Regions from separate parts of the Homo sapiens genome. Here region 2 is linked to region 1. A link is an interaction called in ENCODE POLR2A ChIA-PET data of the cell type or tissue named here. Cell type or tissue: A673. All regions are shown on one strand.

Region 1 (8,000 bases):
GGTCGCTGTAATATTTAAAATTCTTACATGTCCATGTTTTCGCCTAGTGTCTGGCATTCATACAGGAAGAAAGATAAGGGGAATATGCACTTCTGTAGGACAGCCGTAAGCACTACACATAGAGAAAATGCAGTATGTGGTGGAGACATTCAAAAGGAATTGGGACAACAGGAAAATCAATATGCAGACATTAGGGCTTCTACATTTTTTTTTTGTTTTTGTTTTTGTATTTTTAGTAGAGACAGCCACGGTAGAATCCACCGTGTTAGCCAGAATGGTCTTGATCTCCTGACCTCATGATCCTCCTGCCTCAGCCTCCCAAAGTGCTGGGATTACAGGCGTGAGCCTCTGAGCCCGGCTAGACATTAGGACTTCTAAGGCCATTCCATATGAAAGATAAGGAATATCTTGGTCCATTTTCTGTTGCTTATAGAAGAGTGCCTGAAACTGGGTAATTTATAAGAAATGAAATTTATTTCTTACAATTCTGGAGTCTGGGAAGTCCAAAGTTGATGAGGTACATTTGGAAGAGTCCTGAGGTAGTGCAGGACATCCCATGGCAAGGGGACTAAGCAGGCAAACCTGCTTACTCAGGTCTTTCTTCCTCTTTCTATAAAGTCACCGGTTCCCCTCCTATGATAACTCATTAGTCCATTAATCCACGAATGGATTAATGCATTCTTGAGGGCAGAGCTCTCGTGATCCAGTCACCTCTTAAAGGCCTCTCTTGATACTGCCACACTAGGGATTAAATTTCAACGTGAGTTTTGGAGGGGACATGCACACCACAGCAAGGAAACATATCAAATCCCTGCTCAAACATAGAAGAAAAAATAGCAACTTTTAAGGCCGTACTCCCACATAGCTCACCCAATTCTGATTGAGAACTTTCTTTCTAAACCCTTGGAGAAATATCCACTGATCTTTTTCCTCTTTGGTTTCTCATTTGTTTTCATGTTTAGAAAAGCCTTCTCTAACCAAAGGTCATTTCAAAAAATTCATCTGTATTTCTCCTAGCTTTATAGATTGATTTTTCACCTTTAGCTCATTAATTCATCTTTGCAATTGGTGCGTTATTATTATCCTTTCCATTTTTCAGAAGACAACATGAAAGCTCAGAAATGATTTTAAAAGTTTGGCTCCAAGTCAGATCTGATTCTGAATCAGTTACCCTAGGATATGAATTTGATTTTCAATCATGGTAGCTTCATACAAGTCCTGCCATCATAGGAAGTGGGCTGTGGCCTGGCATGGGCCAAAGACAAGGATGAGAATAATGTTTGGCACAGCAAACCCCCCTCCAGCCAGTGCAGCCACAGTGATTGAGAAATGTTCAGACTCTGGCCAGGGAAGCGAGCTGTGTCCCGCCCTAAGGACAAAGTGGGGGGCCACCATGTAAGTGTTCAAACTTCAACACAGCCTTTTCCAGGAGGGATCTGTGGAATCTTCTAATATTTTGTGTCTAATTATTTTTCTACTTAATGCATACCTTAGCTTTTCAAGAAACTATAGGACTAGTTGTCTTTCAAAGGTAAAATCTTTCCATAAACAGTGGATACAAAAGAAATGAATCAATCTCAGTTGTATGAATTGAACATTTTATTCTAGTGCTTGTTACAGCCTATTCAATAAAAAAATATTTTCAGCTTTCAGAAAAGTGCTTCATTCAATGTCGGGAGATGTTGGGAAACATTATACCATGAAAAAAAATAGGCTAGTGTCATAAGTTTACTTCTACCTTTTCCAACATCATTTTGCTAACTAGAAATGTGGACACACAAGTACTCTTTGGTCTAAGAGTGACTCAATATTAAATGTGTCAATTTATCAATACAGAGGCTTACAAAAGGACTGAGGAAGGATTTCTTTATGTTGTTTGAAAAGTGGAATTTAAGATTTTAATCAATAAATCTGTACTTGGTGTATTGGATTTTTATTAAGGAGAAGGAAAGTGTTGCCCTAATTAAAACTCAACTGTGCAATTGTTCTTTCTTCCTTGAGAATGGAGAACAGAGAGAAGAATGGAGAACTTGAGAATGGAGAACAGAGAGAAGTAGTTAAATAGAAAGACTCCACTTTATAGACACCCTCTTGATAGCTCATTCATAAGAATGCATGGTTCTTAAGGTATAAACATAGGATACTCAGTTTTGCTTTGACTGTTTTTATTTTTCTGTGGTAGGGATAAATTGCAAATTGTTTTGGACACTATCTCTTAACCCATTCCCGTGAGCAAAGCACATTTTTCTGTAAGATGACTAAGCTAATTAAATTAGTAAAATATAACTTAACAAACATGGCCAGTGTTCCAAATTAATATGCATGGTCTGCAAATCGCTCATTCATTCATTCATCAAACACTTAGCAAACATGTAAATAAGTCAGCCACTCGGCAAGACACATGGAATACAAAAATTCAGACAACTGCTCTCCAAGAGCTCATAGCCTAATAAGATATCTTGATGAGTGAGATATGAAGTGATACATGCTATAACAGAAGCACATATAAAGTATTAAGACAGAATAGAGGAGGGAGAGGCCAATCTGTCTGGGGAGAGTCAGGGAAGGTTTCACAGAGAAGATAATATTTGGGTTGAGACGTAAAGAAAGAGAGGGAGCTCACCAGTTTTAGCAGCATGATATGAACTTTCAAGGAACAGAGAACAATGTATTCAGAACTGAGTATTCTTAAAAGACAGTGGTATGTTTGGAGAATAGTCAGTCTGGTTTTAGAGTGTAGTGAACTTACTTTGGGGACAGACAGCAAAGGAGACTGAAAAAGTGAATTGAGGCCTAGATCAGGGTTGGTAATGTAAAAACAGTAAATGTGGCCGGGTGTGGTGGCTCATGCCTGTAATCCCAGCAGTTTGGGAGGCCGAGGCGGGTGGATCACGACGTCAGGAGATCGAGACCATCCTGGCTAACATGGTGAAACCCCGTCTCCACTAAAAAAAAAAAAAAATACAAAAAATTAGCTGGCTGTGGTGGTGGGCGCCTGCAGTCCCAGCTCCTTAGGAGGCTGAGGCAGGAGAATGGTGTGAACCCAGGAGGCAGAGCTTGCAGTGAGCCGAGATTGTGCCACTGCACTCCAGCCTGGGCGACAGAGCAAGACTCTGTCTAAAAAACAAAACAAAACAAAACAAAAAAACCAGTAAATGTTTCTGGCTTTGGGGAGACTTACTCAACTCTACCCTTGTATGAAAGCTGTCATAGACAATACACAAATGAATAGGCGTGGCTATGTTCTAATAAAACTTTACAAGAAGAGTTGGTGGGTCAGATTTGGCACGTAGGCTGTAGTTTGCCAATCCATTGGCTAGAATGTGAAGAGTCTTTTAATGTTACGTTACAAATTTAAGTCCTATCTTGTGGGCATCTTTAAGCATAAGATGATCAAATGTATTCTCTAGGAGCTTAACTTTGCATCGTCATGGAGTCAAAATGGAAGTGGATATGGATGTTAGGACAATGAGTGCTGGGGGAGAGATATGGAGGAGGTAGAAAAAGGGCCCTATGTTTGAAGTATGTAGTTCCAAAGTAAGATGGGCAGGTATTGAAGGTAAAGTGGGGAGGGAAAGGCTGATGTTAACTTTTCTCTGAAGTCTCCCCTATGTGTCTTGACAATCAATACAGAGAGAGTGGGATTTTTCACCCCTACAGCCCAATTATTTTTGAAGCTATTTTAAAGATAAAACCAGTAAATCAGCCCATGAGGTCTGTATCTAAAATAGGAATTATCTGGGTTTAGGCCTTCGGTCTTATTCCAGTGATTAAGCTCTAAGTTAGGAAATTCTTGGAATTGGCCTCAGATGTGGCCAAGCCAAAGACCAGCAGATCAGTTTCCCTGCTGAATCACTGACAATAAACACTGTTTTCTGAAAAGTCCTTGGCAATCTTGGAAGCTAAGTAGTTGGTATAAAGAAAAGACAAATTTCATTGGCTTTTTAAAAATGCTTTTTTCATTTACATTCTTGTTTTACAATCTTTTCATGGATATTAAATGTTCCAAATGGTTATATTTTGACTATGAGATGTCCAGAGTACACTGGAACTTAAATCAGTGACAAGACTCAGAATTGAAATTAGCATATCATAAATTTCTTAGTAATCTGTCTGTCCCTAGGCACCTGGCCTTGTCATCATCTGTTTAAATCCTATGATTTACTCTTCACCCCTCCTCTGCTATCCCACCTCCACTTTTGTTTTAATAGACAGCAGTCAACTCTTCTAGACAGGACGTTTTTCTTCACCATTAATGTTTTGGTTTAGTCTTGTAGACATAGATCAACTCAGAGGTTTCCCGAAACAGGTTTTTTTTTTTTGATGGAGTTCCGCTCTTGTCACCCAGGCTAGAGTGCAATGGAGCAATCTCAGCTCACTGCAACCTCTGCTTCCCAGGTTCAATCTATTCTCCTGGCTCAGCCTCCTGAGTAGCTGGGACTATCGGCACGCACCACCACTTCCGACTAATTTTTTTGGATTTTTAGTAGAGATGGGGTTTCATCATGTTGGCCAGGCTGGTCTCAAATTCCTAACCTCAGGCTATCCACCTGCCTTGGCCTCCCAAAGCACTAAGGTTACAGGCATGTGCCACCACTCCTGGCCCTGAAACAACTTTTAAGAACAGAGATATTTGGCTTTGGTCATTGTTTTTAAAATGTGACTCATCAGTCAGCCTCACTTGAGCACTTTACCTCTGTTTTTGTCATTACCAATTGCTGGCTTTAGGACTTCAGTCTTCCCTTGTCTTGGGTTCCATTGTGGTGGCCATCTTGCTTTGTGGGATTTTTGAGAGCCCAAGACTTCTTTGTCTCCTGAAGGTATCAACTGGTGACCCTGAGAACCTGAGCGTCACAGAGCTACAGGTGGGTGTGCTTGATTACTTTGTCTTCTGTTCCTTGGAAGATACAGATCACCTCACAACTTCAACCTAAGTTACAAACACTAAATAATAAGTGAACATAGGTAGAATTTATGCATGGAAATCTTTCCTCTGTAAGTTACCCGTATGTCAATAAGAAAATTGTGGCTTATGCATTCAAATGTATGCACTGTTTTCTTGATGAGATATATACGTAATTCAAGTACTTTTTTCCCAGGGACTTAGCTTTCAAAATTAAGGATAAGAACAAACACTAGGCTGGTTTTTTTTTTTTTTTTTTTTTTAGACGGAATCTCACTCTGTCGCCCAGGCTGGAGTGCAGTGGCGCGATCTCGGCTCACTGCAAGCTCTGCCTCCCAGGTTCAGGCCATTCTCCTGCCTCAGCCTCCCGAGTAGCTGGGACTTCAGGCACCTGCAATCACACCCAGCTAATTTTTTGTATTTTTAGTAGAGACGGGGTTTCACCGTGTTTTTTTAAATGGTTTAATTTAACTAAAAATCTTATATAATAGAAAGACTTTTAGGACAATGTACTAAAAATATTTTACAGAGAAAGACCCAAATGTAACTAGTGTTAGGAGTTAGAGAAATAGGTTCTTGTTTCAATCACTACCAAAAATTGTGTGTATGGCAAGGTATGTAATTTATTATTTGCATGATAATAAGGTTGGAGTCCCAAACAACTCTTAAAACATTATATTTATTTGTGTATATAATTACAACTTTTAAAATTTGATAGTGCACTCAAATAACTGTTCATACTAATTGTGTAGCAAAAGTCATCTAAAATGAAACCTGATTGAGAAATTCAATATTAGCCTACAAAATTATTCTAAGCTATTTCTGTCTTATGGGTAGAAGCATTCTACAACATAGTGCTATGCAAAAAAGATAGATGGTCCAGTAACTTCTTCTTAAGTCTTATGATAGATTACATTATTGCTTCTTTTCCTGTTCCTATGATAAAGAAACTATTCAGACATTCAGATAACTAAGGTAGAGAAGTGAAATTTAGTGTTCCTCAGTGTTACCCTAAAACCACCTGCATTCAAATCACCTATCTATTTTTTTCACTGAATACTTCTGGCTCCCATCTTAGACCTACAGAGCTCAAATCTCTAAGAGTGGAGTGTGGTGCTTTGAATTTTAAACAAGAACTCCAGGTGATTTTTGTGCAAACTCAAGTTCTAGAACCAGCAGTTCAGTTGTAAAGGGCTAGAGTTAACTGATTACGGGCTTTGGAGTCTAGTAGACTCACTGTAAAAATGACAGTAATTAAACTACTAGAAGAAAACATTGGGGAAATGCTTCAGGACATGGATCTGGGCAAACATTTCTTGAGTAAAACTTCAAAAACACAGACAACCAAAGCAAAAATTGACAAATGATTATATCAAGCTCAAAAAGCTGCTGTACAGCAAAGGAAACAATTGACAAAGTGAAGAGGCAACCTACGGAATGGGAGAGAATATTTGCAAACTATTCATCTGACATGGAATTAACAACTAAAATATATAAGGAACTCAAACAACTCAACAGCAATAATAAGAATTTGATTTTAAAAAGGGCAAAAGATCTGAATAGACATTTCTCAAAAGACATACAAATGGCCAACATGAATATGAAAAAAATGCTAAACATCACTAATCATCAGGGAAATACAAATCAAAACCACAGTGAGGTATCATTTTAACCCAGTTAAAATGGCTATCAAAATGACAGAAAATAACAAATGCTGGCAAGGATACAGAGAAAGGGGAATGAACCTATACTGATAGTGAGAGTGCAAATTAGTACAGCCACTATGGAAAACGGCGTGGAGGGTCCTTTGGAAACTAAAATTAGAACTACCATATGATCCAGCAATCCCTCTGCTGGGTATATAACAAAAGAAAGGTAATCAGTATATCAAAGAGATATCTGTACTCCCATATTTATTGCAGCACTCTTCACAATAGCCAAGGTTTCGAAGCAACCTAAGTGTCCATCAACAGATGAATGGAAAAAGAAAATGTGGTAAATATACACAATGGAATATTATTTAGTCGTTCAAAATAATGAAATCCTGTCATTTGCAGCAACATGGATGAAACTGGAAGACATACGTTCAGTGAAATAAGCCAGGCACAAAAAGACAAATATCAAATGTTAGCATTCTCATGTGGAAGGTAACAAATTGATTCCATGCAGGTAGAGAATAGAATGGTGGTTACTAGAGGCAGTGGAGGGTAGTGAGGAGGAGGGAATAAAGAGTGGTTGACTAATGGATCCAAAAATACAGTTCAATAGGAATAAGATGTAGGATTCAGCAGCATCGTAGGATGACTATGGTTAACAATAGTTTATCACAAATTCTAAAATCGCTGGAGGAGAAGATTTAGAATGCTTCCAACACAAGGAAATGACAAATGCTTAAGGTGATGGATATCCCAATTACCCGGATTTGATCATTCCACCCTGAATGCTTGCATAAAAATATCATCTAGGCCAGGCATGATGGCTCACACCCATAATCCCAGCACTTTGGGAGGCTGAGGTGGGTGGATCACTTGAGGTCAGGAGTTCAAGACCAGCCTGTCCAACGTGGCAAAACCCCGTCTCTACTAAAAATACAAAAAAGTTAGCTGGGTGTGGTGGCGTGCGCCTGTAGTCTCAGCTAGTTGGGAGGCTGAGGTGGGAGAATCACTTAAGCCTGGGAGGCAGAAGTTGCAGTGAGCTGAGATCACACCACTGGGCCACAGAGTGAGACTCTGTCTCCAAAAAACAAACAAAAAAATCACATGTATCCCATAAACTTGTACAACTATTGTGTATCCATAGGAATAATAATAAATGATAAACTCCACATCACTTTTTAAAAACTCCACATCATATTTTAAAAATCACAGGGTTGGGAGGCTTCAGGTGCCTGACACATGGTAAATACTCAGTGTATGATAGTTATTAATGTCATAATTTTTCATCTCAGTCATTTAAATATTTGACCTGATTCTCCATTTTCTAAGTGGAGAAAGAACTTAGTTTTGTGTCATAAATCTTTATCATTCCAAATGATGCTTGATAACTTGGCATGCCTCTTCTGACTGTAGGTCTTCCTTCCTCAGAGTGAGCTTCTCAA
Region 2 (8,000 bases), 320 kb after region 1:
CATGCCTATAGTCCCAGCTACTCGGGAGGCTGAGGTGTGAGGATCTCTTGAATCTGGGAGGTTGAGGTCGCAGTGAGCCGTGGTCACGCCACTGCACTCCAGCCTGGGTGGCAGAGCAGGACCCCATCTCACACACTCAAAAAAAGAGGCTTGAATGTCATTCCGTATTTTGATTTTATTTGACTTGTTATTCCAGAGCATCAGACGATATTTTTAACTAGGTGTTTTGTGCAGACCTAGAAGATTCACATGGCAAATGATGTTCAGGTGGGTCTAGGTCAGTGATTTCTAATGTGAGGTCCAGGACAGCTAGGGGTCCATGAAGACCTGAATGGGTTGCCTGAAACTATTTTATGTGCTTAAAAAATTCCAACACAAGTTATGCATTTATCCTTCCTAAGTTTTAAAATAGTTTAAACAGTTTTCTCTTTAATATGGAACTGTATTAACATAATATGGTGAATGGATGAATTCAGGCTGCACAGTGCAGTGGTTAAAAGCATGGACTTTGAAGACAGATCTGGATTTTAGATTTGTACCACCACTTTCAAGCTGCAAGATCTTGAGCAAGTTACTGCACTGCTGTGATCCAGTTTTCCTGTATATAAAGTGGGGGTAATAGTGGTACCCAGCTCATAGGATTGAGATGAGGATTACATGAGAGGATCCTCGTACAGTGCCTAGTAGAAAGAAAATGTTCAAAAATGTTATTAATACCAGGAAAGAGAGATGGAAAAGGAAAAATAAAATAAAATTTAAAAACCACAAAAATGTTATCAATATTAAGCTGTCTCATGGAAAAATAATTATATATGACTACAGGTAATTTTGTTTGGTAGCAAAACTCAGGAAATAGTAATAACGCAGGAGGCTTGAAGGTGAAAAACTTGCAGAGGCTTCTCAAAGGACTTGCTTGGACACAGCATCTACAGCAGAGAGCAAAGACATGCCTTTTTTTTAGCTCCTCCCAGCCCAGGATACATGCTCCTTAGGGGACCCTTAGACTTAAGCTCTGCCTCTGAAGTGTGATTTACCCTGGAAATGATTCTAACGGAAAATAGTAGAAAACTGCTTTCCAGGAGAAGAATCAAAGGAGAGTATGTATTTACTTTGGGCGATTTTCCCATTGTACTGGTTATATTGCCAAGAAGTTAAAAATAGTGGTGATAAGCAGTCTCTGAATTGGTCCCTCCTGAGGTGGCAAGGGTCAACTGAAAGTAGGATCATTCCTCCGGGGCCCTGAGACCTATCCCCCTTGAACTCTGTTTTGAGAGCCCCTGGTGGAGCATCTGTGGGCTGCTGTCCTGGGATCTGCATATACTACCTGAGTTTCCCTCCTGTCTTATCAATTCCTCAGACTTGTTCTTGGCCTCTGTTAAGCCAACCGATTTTAGATGGCCTCATCCTTTAAATATGCTATTTATAACCACTAATTTATGTTTTCATGATACTTCATGTAGCAGCTGGCCTTTGTGCCACCGTAAGAAAGGAATAATGAAATACGTGGTATTTATATGGGTGGCTATAGTGTTTGTCATTTCGTATATGGATTGCTATTGTAGGAAGCATGAAAAATTGCAAAGGGTATTTTTTTCTCTTAAAGATAAGCTCCAGTGTATTAAATATTCATCTGCTGTGTAAGGACACTATACCATTTTTTTTTGTTTCTTCATCCTTATTTTCTCATGGAAATATATTCAGATGTCTACAATATATATTGTTCTCATAAAATGCTTCTCACTGCAACTGGTCCCCTGAGCAAGACTTAACATCTTCATCAACAGCTGTTACAAAATATGCTAATGTGCATGCCCTTCAGCCTATAGGGTCACATCTAAATAACACCACTGAAGCACACTTGAGAACTTGAACCCTGGCAAGCCTTGACTTTGAGCTGCAGGGTGAGATGTTGAGGATCGGTGTCCCAAAGAACCTTTGCCCTTTTAAAGGCATCGTTCCTCTCCCCAGCTGCCTCATTTTCAAAGGCAACGTTTTGTGTCTTGCATTTTATTGTTTGGCTGAGCTGAAGATACAGGGAGGACAGATGACCCAGGCCTCTCTGCTAAAGATGTAGCCAGTAAAGCTAAGATTCCCAATGGGGGCCACCTCCAGGAGCAGTGGAGGAAAGTGAGCGATGTGTCATAGGTTATGGGGAGACTGCCCCTCTGCTGGGAATTATTAGTCAAGTAGGGCTAGCAGCTCTGCAGAAGTCCAGAAGTGGAGTGGGTGGGGACCAGTGAGTGTTAATACCCCACATCTGAGCAGTGTATTCTCCTTTAATAAATTTACTTCCGGATCCCTGCAGAGGGGTGGTTCTTAGGGTGTGGGCCTGGATTAGCAGAATCAGCATCACCTGGGTTCTTATTTGAAATGCAAATACAGACCTACTGAACTCTGGGGGTGGGGCCAACAGTCTGGCTTAGCAGGCTCTCCAGGTCATTGTGACACATGCCAGGGCTGAGAACCATTGCCCCAGAAGCACTTAGGCCTCTCATTGGGCTCTCCTGTTCCTAGCAAGATCACAAGGATGGCATAGCCCACCCACCGTGTGCCCCTGGATGGGTGTAGGGCTGTGGAGGACACCGGAGAAGCAAGAACTTGATTTCTGCCCTGAAAGCCAAGTGTGCCAGCTGCCCGTGGGGCAGGTCTGGTGTAGTTTTGATGATCAGAGTGAGTATGAGCCAGCATGTCGCCAAGTCCTGGAGCCTGGAAAGAGGGCGGGCTTAAATCAGACAATAGCAAATTCAAATCCTGCCTTTGCTAGTGACCAGCTGAACAATCTGACCAAATTGTGTAACCTAAGTCTTACTGTCGTCACCTGTAAAGTAAGGCGGTAACATCTACCAGAAACGACTATTGTGAGGAATGGAAAGTATGGTATCTAGAGGGTGCCCAGTAAACATTTGTTTTTAAAACGAAGAGTGAGGATATGAAACTGTAAAAGGATGTGTCTGTGCACTATCCAGCCCCAATTACGCTTCCATTTGCTTTCATTCAAGGTTGATCCAAATGGCTCTGCTTTACCTAACTAAGCATTAACAACCACTTCTCTTTTGACTGCTAGTGCTGGTATTGGTATATTGATATAATCATGGCTGTATATTTGGAGCACTTACAATGTGCCAGGATTGTGCTGAAAAATACACATATATGCTCTTTTTATATTTTCATAATGGTTTTATGAGAGAAGTATGGCAGGCAAAATAGCGAAGTCCATACCCCAATCCCTAGAGCCTGGCAATCTGTTACCTTGCATGGAAAGCGACCTTGCACATGCGATTCAGTTAGGACCTTGAGTTGGGAGATGATCCTGGATTAACTAGGCGAGCTCAGTGTAATTACAGGTCCTTATAAGAGGCGGGCAGGAGAGTCAGAGTGAAAGAAGGAGATTTAATGACAAAAGCACAGGACACACAAACAGGAAGAGAAAGATTTGAAGACGCTACACTGCTGGCTTTGAAAGTGGAAGAAAGGGCAAAGAGAATGCAGGTGGCCTGCAGAAAGTAGAAAACGCAAGAAAACAGATTTCTCCCTACAGCTTTCAGAAGAAATACAAGCCTGCCAACTCCTTGATTTGAAGACTTCTGACTTTCAGAACAGTTAGTAGATTTGTGTTGATTTAAGCCACTGCATTTATGGTAATTGATCACTGCAGCCACAGGAAACCAATACAGGAAGTCTTATGACTCAACCCACTTGACAAATGAGGAAACTGGGGATCAGCAAGGCACAGCAGCTCACCTTGGGTCACACAGCTAGGAGGCAGTGCAGAAGTAAACACACCCACATCCAATTCTAGTACACACGCTTAGAACTATTATGATGGACACGGTGCCTCTGGGAGTAGGTGTCCTGCAGAGTGAGGACTGCCTTCTGGGGGTTCTTTTCAATTTTACCATCCTGATAGGGTCAACAGAAAGGTCCACCCTGGGATGCTGCCCAAGGAACATCATACTTCCTGATGAAATCCAATGAATTTTTCTTCCCAGGTGCCCTGTACCAGGAATGTGAGCTGTTTCTTTTTTTTCTGAGGCCGTTTGTAAGGAAGACAGTTGCTGGGGGGTTTGAAGGAAAAACAGGAAGTGGCTTCAGCATCCAATGCAAATCAATCAACTGCTGGAAGAAGGGCCAAGAAAAGAAAGCTTTTTTTTTTTTTTTTTCATGAAAATGGAAAAACGAAACCAAGCCACAGACAACAATAAAGAAACATCAAGGCTAGAAAGGCTGGAGAAGGCCTCAGCATGGACTAGCTCCCTGCTGAAGCCGTGGTGTTTACGTCCCGTGTGAGGAGGAGGCAGAGAGGGGGTACCACTCTTCCTCTCACTTAACAAGGTTATCCTCTGCTGCCACAGAAGAGGAACCTGCAGAAGAGGAGGCAGAGCTGGCCACCAAGAGAGAAGCTGTAGGCAGAGGATACCAGGCAGAGAGGTATCATCGGGACCCCAAAGAGCCAAGCTCCAGATTGAAAGTATTTTTTAGCATCAACGTCAAGCCAGGGCCTTAAAAGACGCCAGACTTTTTTTTTTTTTTTCCAAGCTGTGTACAGGGCTGTAAGAGTGCAAGGCCCAGAATGGCAAGGGTTAAGGCGAAGGGAGGCTGGATTCCCCATTCAGTTCCACAGATGCCTGGCGTCTGCAGGGGACTTGGCATATGCTAGGGGATCCCTGGGGCCAGTCAGAGGAGTCAGGCCAGCCCTGCCTTCAGGAGTGTTCTTATGCTCTGGCAGGGGGAATACAGCAAGTTCCCAAGCTCCTTTAAGGTGAGATCCAGCAGGATGGAGGCACAGGAAGGTACAAAGAGTGGTGTGGCTTGGAGGGAGAAAGAAATCACATCAACTGAGTGGATAGAAATGAGTAATAATTGAGAGGTCACTCCAAGGCAGGTTCCAAGCTAGAAATGATCAGATGAGTGATCTCATTTAGGCTGTCAGAGACTTTGGGAGGTAAGCATTACACCCATGCAGCTTGGGCTCAGAGAGGTTAAACAACTTGCCCAAACACAGCTAGCACCTGCTAGAACTAGGACTGAATCTCGGTGTTTTGATTTCAAGCCCAGCATACTGTCCACCAGACTGAGCAGACTCCTGGTGAGGGGAACCATAAAACGCTTCATGTATCATTTAATGACAAGGAAAGATGTTCAAGAGAAATAGCTAAGTAGATAAGGCAGGTTATGTGATCTAGCGCTCATTAAGACACACGTTTTTATTTATCCTAAAAATATCAAGATTAATATATAATACAAGGGCCAGGCACAGTGGCTCACACCTGTAATCCCAGCACTTTGGGAGGCCGAGGTGGGCAGATAACTTGAGCTCAGGAGTTCGGGAACAGCCTGGCTAACATGGCGAAACCCTGTCTCTACTAATTACAAAATTACTATTTTGTAATTTTGTAAAAATACAAAAATTAGTTGGGCATGGTGGTGCATACCTGTAGTCTCACCTAGTAGGGAGGGTGAGGCAAGAGAATCGCTTGAACCCAGAAGGTGGAGGTTGCAGTGAGCCAAGATCACGCCACGGCACTCCAGCCTGGACAACAGAGCAAGACTCCGTCTCAAAATACATACACACACACACACACACACGCACGCACGCACGCGCGTGTATATATGTGTATATATGTAATGATTTACATATATATGTATATGTATGTATATATGTGTATATATGTATGTTTTTAATATATATTATATATATACATTACAAGTTTTCTACAGGAAACAACACTCAGCATATTCCTAAATACTAGTAGAACTCTGGGCTTTTACAACTGTTTGGTGGAGTTTTGTCTGAGCAAGTTTCCAGATGTTTTATAGGTGCCTGAAAAGGTAGGTGAACATCAGGGGATATCCCCAAGAGCAAATATACAGAAGCAAGAAATGTTAGAACCATCTTTGCATCTGTGTGAATGTGCAGGAAACATGCATTGAAGTGTGGCTGTAATACAGGGACTGTGTAGGAGAGTGGTGGGTGGGGTGGGACCACCTTGGAGGGTCCTGAATGCCACATTAAAAGATTTCGGTTCTACAGATTATGAAGGACCTAACCCAGAGGTGGTGGTTGAGATGCTGTATTAAAAGTAACACCTTAAATGTGGCAGGGGATTAAGTGAGATCTAAATTTGAAAGGTTGGTTTTCAACATAAGTGTGGGGAAAGCTCCCTGATGCCAACCTTGCTGGTCCTGAATTGTGGCACACTGTCACCACCTGGTGGTCACATAGCCAAATTGTAGGGCTAATGGATTTAGCCAGAGTCCTGGTTGTAGAGAAATTTCTTCATAAAAAAAAAAAAAAAAAAAAAAAAAAAAAAAAAAAAAAAATCCTGGTCAAATTATTTGCATCCTTTAAAGAGTTCTAAAGGCTTATAAATATCTGGATAAGGATCTCAATGTTTATTATTAACCTGAGTGTCTGTAATAATGTGGACACATTCTTTAAGTAACTCAAAATTGTTCAAACCTAGCAGACAAAGAACATTGTCATTTTCTGGACTATATGAATATCAGGATCCATCTGGAAGTTGAAAAGACTCAATAGCTTTGAGATTTGTAATGAAGGAAAAAAAAATCTTTTAAAGTAATTCCTAGCAGGTTGACATTTAAGAGACTTAACTGCTGAGTACCGAGTGAAGAGTGATTTTTACAGAAGCTCTCGTTTCAGCTGATTCCAGGGCCTGATTAGATGTCATTACAAGAAGAACTGGATTTTGAACAGAGAAGCATTAGGGGTGCAGCCGATTCTGTGATTTTGTGTATGTGTGTCACTGCAGTTTGAGACATCTGGCAACTACAACTTCTTTGTCATTGTCTACTGTAATTCCAGAGAGGGCAGGTCTTAAGAAGGGGTGAGCATAGCTGGGCTCAGATAATTGTTGGTGAGTAGGTTGTGGGGATGAGGATGGGGAAAAGTAATCTAATTATGGAGATGTACATGAGAATGGAGTCTTTATTACCATGCTGGCCACTGGCAAGCATTGTAGCTGTGGATAACATGTGGATAACATGTAAAGGGTATGTTCTGCTTCACAAGTAGTGCTCTGTGTGGTGGGATGAGCACTGTGCTAGGAGTCCTGAGGTCCAGATCCTAGCTCTGGCTCTCCCTCTAACAGAGGGAGACTCCCTCTGTGACTTTTGGAAAGATGACCTCTCTGAGGCCACATATTCTTTAGCTGTAAAACTTGGTTTTATATTTCCCCTTCCTATAATATCATGCTGCTGTGAGATTCAAACAAAAAGCACTGGGTAAATATAAGGTGATATAACGGTTGTCAATGGATGTGCAATTACGTTTGAAAAGTCCAAATGTTGTGTAAGATTAACTACTCCTCTCCTGCCTCATCCCTTTTCTTCTGTTCTTCTGCCTGCTCCTGTTCTGTGTCTGTTCATGTTTTTATTCCTATTGCTGTCCCTGGGCCCTCCTCTCTAAACAGATTCACAAGGCTGACGTGGGGAAATTATTCTGGTATTCCAAGAGACATGTTCATCTGTGTCTTTCTGGTGCTTGGGCATGTTGTAGGTATTTAGTAGAAACTGGTCAGTTTAATAGATCGTGAATACTGTCAGTGTCTTTCTTGCATCTTCATCGAGGTCCTCAGTAACCTCTTAAGGAAAGAGTTCTTGAAATGTTTCAGTCTTTTAAAAAAAAAAGTGAAAGATGGCATCAGTCTTTACGTTTGCTACATTTCTCTTCCACATACTGGAATATCCTTTCATTGGGCTGATGCCCCCCACTCAGAAGAGTTTGAAAATCTTGCACCTGATGGCAGCCCTGCATGCATTAAGAGTAAAGGTTTCAGAGTCCCACATCGAGCTCAGGTCAGACTTCTGCCACTTAGGTCTATGTGGCCTTGGACAAGTTACTTCATCATCCTGGGCTTCACATTTTGTATCTGTAAGCTGAAAATCTATAAACCACAGATAGTAGTTGTGGGGATTAAATGAGGTCTCTGCAAGTGTCTGGAGTAAGGGGTAGATATTATTAATGTTTGTAAGGCAGGCCT

Evidence for each region. Peaks named below come from ENCODE experiments on the same cell type or tissue, not always from the same donor. Only the 100,000 strongest peaks of a DNase experiment are listed, where the experiment ranks them.
Region 2: POLR2A ChIA-PET joins it to region 1 with 15 read pairs; 2 of 35 experiments call an interaction of 5 or more read pairs at or near these places.

What each region holds. Positions count from the first base shown.
Region 1 is chr15:61,485,580-61,493,579 of GRCh38, reverse strand. No RefSeq gene overlaps it. Among named protein-coding and RNA genes, the nearest start is that of LINC02349, 240 kb to the left of the region's middle. In A673, no CTCF peak of the experiment used is centred here; no DNase peak of the experiment used is centred here; H3K27me3 peaks cover 269 bases.
Region 2 is chr15:61,165,804-61,173,803 of GRCh38, reverse strand. The region is part of intron 1 of RORA (RAR related orphan receptor A); the gene reads left to right. Among named protein-coding and RNA genes, the nearest start is that of RORA, 59 kb to the left of the region's middle. RefSeq lists an enhancer at 1-271. In A673, CTCF peaks have their summits at 3,763 and 6,207 (motif pointing left); DNase peaks (open chromatin) are centred at 3,683 and 6,183; H3K27ac peaks cover 4,510 bases.